Linked DNA regions of Homo sapiens: region 2 is linked to region 1. Evidence: read pairs that join two places in POLR2A ChIA-PET (ENCODE). Cell type or tissue: GM12878. All regions are shown on one strand.

Region 1 (2,500 bases):
GTCCCCAGTGACAGGTGGGGAGACATGGAGTAAGGACCCTGCTCCACGTTGCATCACCAGTCTAGCTGGGGTGGCACAGGCCAGCATCCTGCAGCAGGTAAGGGTGCCCCACCACAGAAAACCATCCTGTGACTCTAATGTTCCCCTGAGCAAGAATGACTGGCACAGCCATTGATCTCACAGGTGTCATTGCTCAGTAGGCGCCACACAAAACAGCTGAGTTAATTCAGAGGGCGTTAACGATGGGTGGTCCACAGATAAGTCAGTGGTCTGAAGTGTGGCCACGTGCTGGTGAGACAGGACTCAACCGTCCCCGTCCCCTCATTCAGGATCTGGCGCAGGAGAGGGGATTGGGGAGGCCCTGCAGGCCTCAGGCCCCCTCCCCCGAGGAAGACCCTCCAACCGCACAGGTGCAACAGCACCAGCCTGAAGGGAGCTGAGGAGGGCACAGGTGTGCCGTGTGGGGAGGCTCAGGGCCAGCTTTGCTAGGAGGACTTCCGGGCAGGGAATGGGACAGTGAGGCCCAGGGAGGGTGTTCGGGGCACAGGGACCCACAGGTGGCTGGACAGTAAGGTGAGGAGGGAGGGCTGAGTTGATCCTGTACCATCAGGAATTCTCATGGAGGTCTGACCTGCTCTCTGTGAATCCAGTTAAAATCCATTTCCTCCTGCATGGGGCTCTGCAGGGCTGTTTTCCCGGGAGGCTGGATGAGCACCAGTGGGTTGAAGTTCAGGCATCCTCAGACCCTCTTCCCTCTTCCCATCCATCTCCCCCTCCTGCCTCCTGTCCCCCTTCCACCTCCCTTTCTCCCCTTCCCACCCCAACAGCCGAGTTTCCTGGCGTGAGGAGCCCTGTGTGATGGGAAGTTCCTTGGAAAATAAAAGAGGAGTGTGTTAAACTCCAGCACCTAGCGGGCAGCCTCGGCCCCGCTTCCAGGTGCAGCTGGAGGGACAGCTGGCTGGAGCTGATGAGAACCTGGGCAGACCCAGACACCAGCTTTCGAAATGTCAGATTCTGATAGGGCCAGCCCTGGTGCTGCCACCTCAGAATGCAGGATCAAATGCTGAGAGATCCTGGTGGAACAGAAGACGGGCTGTCAGCGGGAGGCTGGCAGCTTTTCTCTCCCGGTGGCTGTGAGGGGCTCCTGGGCTTTAGGGGCTCAGGAATGGCTGGGGTGGGGGCAGCATTCCCCAGCCCTGTGTTCTACTTGGATAGAAAGTAAACGATGAAAGGCCCCTTCTAAGTCAATCCACCACTGTCTTACTGAGTGTCACCAGCCCAGTCCCACCACTCAGTGCCAGACCTGGTGCCCAAGCCGGCCACGCATTTCCTCCCCGAACCCCTCCGCAGCCCTCCGGATGTGGTGCTGCACCTTGTGAGAGGAGGAAACCAGGCTCTCAGCCTGGGCTAGGTGACAGCCAGCGTCACACGGCCAGCACATGACAGGGCTGGGATTCCTGTGTCAGTCTGCCGGCTGCTAACCCTGGGTGCTCAACGTCCGGGCCTCCTCCCTGGTGGTCCTCTGTGCTCAGCCTTCAGGTTGGGGCGGGGGGAGGGGATAGTGAACGGCGGGAAGGGACAAAGCCCAGACACGATTTCTGCACTTGGAGCTCATGCTCTGCAGATGTCCAGATGGAGACTGACCTGAGGTTGGCACTGGGCATGAGGGAAGGAAGCAGCTTCTTCTTCAAGGGTCTCTCCTATTACATTGTATCCTCTCTTGACTCCATGCAAAGGATGCCGGGTGCGTCCTAGAGCGTTGCCATGGTTACTGAAGAGGCCTACGGGCTCATCCCAGCCAGGCTGGGCACTTGTCTTTACGCCTGCCTGATGCGGCACGAGCGCCTGCTGGGCAGGGTCACGGCCCAGGAATGAGGTCATGTAGATAAAGGAGCGGTGCAGATGTCGGGAGAGGTGTGCCAGGCTTCCCAAAGCCTGTCCTCACCAGGCAGCGCACCCGTGGACCCTCGTCCATGCACCAAGACATCCCCGTCGTCAGATGGAAAGCATTCTGCCAGGGCACGTGGTTATTTTTATTCGTGTTCAGTTCCGACTTGTTAACACCGTAATCCTTTCCTTATGTCGCTGCCTTCACCACCCTGAGAGCACAGGCTAGATTGAGGCTCTGTGTGGCAAGAAATGATGTGCATCAGAAGCCGGCAGGCAGCCACACGGGCCCACCGAGGTCGACCCTGGCAGTGAAGCCCATAACTGGCTGCGCGGGGGTGTGTGCGGCGGAAGGGGCAGGGCATGGGCCGGGTGAGAAGAAGGTGCGCCAGTGCAGGGCTGCCCCAGGCTTTTCCAGCAGGTACCAGGAGCTGGATGGGGAGGATGGCGCCTGAGACATTTCTGGTGGCTCATCTCGCTTAGACAGGCAGTCGCGGACGGACGCGAATACGTGTTAGTCTTTCCCAAGCACTGGAACATGGAAACCCCATTTGCCCTGGGAGCCTTGCTGCATTTGGGCCAGAGAGTGTTTACAAATGGCCTTCCCCACGCA
Region 2 (2,500 bases), 280 kb before region 1:
AGCAGATTTCTCTTCCTGTCTGTGAGCATGACTTTGGATGGAGGCTTGGTGGCCCGCCATTTAGTGCTGAGAGTGAGTGAGGTGTGTCAGCAGACTGGGGGGGCAGACTCCCCACTGCCCCAACCCCCAACCCCTTCTTCCCAAGTCAGATGCAGGCAGCTTTGAGCTGGTCACTGCCACGTGGGGGGAACCACGAGTAGGCACCGCCAGTGTAACTCTACGGTGGCTGAGCAGGAGCGGGGCCTCCTGGGACTCAGCAGAACTTGCATTTGCCCCAGCATGTGGGGTGTGGGGCGTGGGCCTTGCCGAGGGCCTCGTTCTTTCTGCTTTGCTCGCTTGTTCCTTGCATGTTTTGGACGGAGGGGTCTGGTGCACGCAGGATGAGTGAAGCACATGGAAGGTGCGTGCAGCTCAGTGCATTTGCCTGGGCACACCCCACGGAGCCACTCCCCTGCGGAGACACAGGCCAATCCCCCAGCTCCCTGGTGCCCCTCCTCAGCCCCTCCCCCACACTGAGGGGACCTGTGTCACCACATGACGAGCCTCTCAACCCGTGTGGCGTCTGTGTGCACCTGCAGCATGCTGTGCATGCCGTCCCCTGATTGCGCATGTCCCGCCTCCTGCTGACCGGCGTGTGTGCTGCTTCCAGCTAGGCGTAAGGTGGTACATCTGCACATGCGTGATCCTCTCCATGTCTGCCGGACACACCGACACCTCTCTGTGGGGCCCGGGGCGAGCAGGGGTCCATCTCATGGGTTCCCAGCCCATCCTCCAGAGGCACCAAGCAATGGACGCTGGCCTGGGTCCCATCTGCACTTGCCAGTGCCCGTCCCGTCAGCAGCAGCGCCCTGCTGCGGTGATGCGTGGAGTTGCAACAGCCCTGGTTCTGGAAGGGAAGCACCTCCCTCGTTCTCCCTTGACACCAGCTCCCGTGGAGGCAGAGGGGAAGGGAAGGCCAAAGCGGCGTCCTCCCCACTTGGCCGCCCTGCCCTGCACCCATGTGCAGGCACCTCCTTCAGCATTGTCAGAGTCTTGTGGACTCAAACCAAAAAACGTGACCTGCAACGGGGCCAGGTTCACAAAATGAGCCCCTGAGAGACAGTGGAGAGCGGCCACCATTCCAACTGACACAGTGGGAGCGGCGCCACTGGGTGCCAGAGCCCGGCCGTCCACGTGGGCTCAGGTCCCCACTCTGTCTCTTACCAGCCATGTCATCTTGGGCAAGTTGCTAAACAGCTCCTTGCCTCAATTTACCCACCCATGAACTGAGCGTCAGAATGCTGCCTCCTTCCTAGAACTGTGCAGATCTAGTTTACTAATAAGATGCTTACAAAAAAAGAAAAGAGAAGGAAATTACAGAGAAAGATCTGTAGAAGAACCTGCTGGGAACAGATTTTAAAGCATAGTGGAGAGAAACCCATCATTCCTGCAGCGACCAGAAAATCACGGAGGAGCCAGGCCAGCCGGCAGCAGCGTCAGCCTCCCTGCTGCAGCTCCTCTGCGTCCTGGGCCAGAGGATCCAACGGTACCACCAGGCAGGCTGCCGCGGGGCCTCAGGCTTCTGCTGGGACCCCCACGGGCCTCCAAATGAAGTCCCAGGCATGCAAATACCCAGGCATCCCCTGGTAATTACCCGTGGGAAGGAGCTTCCAGAAAGACACACAGGCTGGTCCTCAGGGCCTCCAGGCCCAGCCTTGTAGGTCAGGACACACAAACACCTCTCTGGGGACAGTCCCCAAATCTCCTCCTTCACTGGCTTCTTTCCCCAGTGTGGGCCCTGCCCATCCAGCCTCCGCTGGGCTCCTCTTGGGGCAGTCTGTCCGCCGTCACCCATCACAGGCCAGCACTCACCTGGGCCTCTCGGGACAGCCGGCGTCTGCCACACACCCCCTCAGCATGCAGCTGGGTGCTCTGCCCCTCCCACTGCCCTCAGAGCCTGCTGCCTACCCCAGCCCCTTAGCTCCTCCTTCCCCACCCACCCCACTGTGCAGGCCAGCCCACCGCATCCCCAGCCCTTCCTGGTCCCATCATCCAAGTGCTCTCCTCTGGCCAGCTGCTCACCCACCTTCTGCAGCCATCCGGCTGGTCCCCTGCCCCCACCTCCAGCTGGGACTGGGCAGGTGCACAGCTGTGTCTGGTGATGGCGCCAATGTGAGGCACCAGGCGTTTTAGTGGATTTTCTGCTTTCAATCCTAGCTTGTTTTCAACAAGCTCTTGTTGACTTTGCCTTTTAAAAGATTTTAATCACATCTTAAGTTCCTGACTTCAAACTGTACTTGGTACCCCTACAACCATGTTCTTTTTCACTTTCAGTACAGTATCCAACAAATTACAGGAGCTATTTCACACTTCGTTATACAATATGGTGGCTCACGCCTGTAATCCTGACACTTTGGGAGGCCGAGGCCAGCGGATCATTTGAGATCAGGAGTTCGAGACCAGCCTGGCCAACATGGTGAAACCCCATCTCTACCAAAAATACAAAAACTAGCCAGGCATG

Evidence for each region. Peaks named below come from ENCODE experiments on the same cell type or tissue, not always from the same donor. Only the 100,000 strongest peaks of a DNase experiment are listed, where the experiment ranks them.
Region 2: POLR2A ChIA-PET joins it to region 1 with 5 read pairs; 4 of 35 experiments call an interaction of 5 or more read pairs at or near these places.

The regions. Positions count from the first base shown.
Region 1 is chr20:62,116,756-62,119,255 of GRCh38, reverse strand. All of the region lies in intron 1 of LOC105372706 (a long non-coding RNA gene), which reads left to right. Among named protein-coding and RNA genes, the nearest start is that of LSM14B, 4.5 kb to the left of the region's middle. In GM12878, no CTCF peak of the experiment used is centred here; a DNase peak (open chromatin) is centred at 1,359.
Region 2 is chr20:62,399,748-62,402,247 of GRCh38, reverse strand. The region is part of intron 1 of CABLES2 (Cdk5 and Abl enzyme substrate 2); the gene reads left to right. It overlaps LOC105372709 (a long non-coding RNA gene), which reads left to right. Exons shown (of 2, transcript XR_936967.3): 2 at 1-16. Among named protein-coding and RNA genes, the nearest start is that of CABLES2, 6.3 kb to the left of the region's middle. In GM12878, no CTCF peak of the experiment used is centred here; no DNase peak of the experiment used is centred here.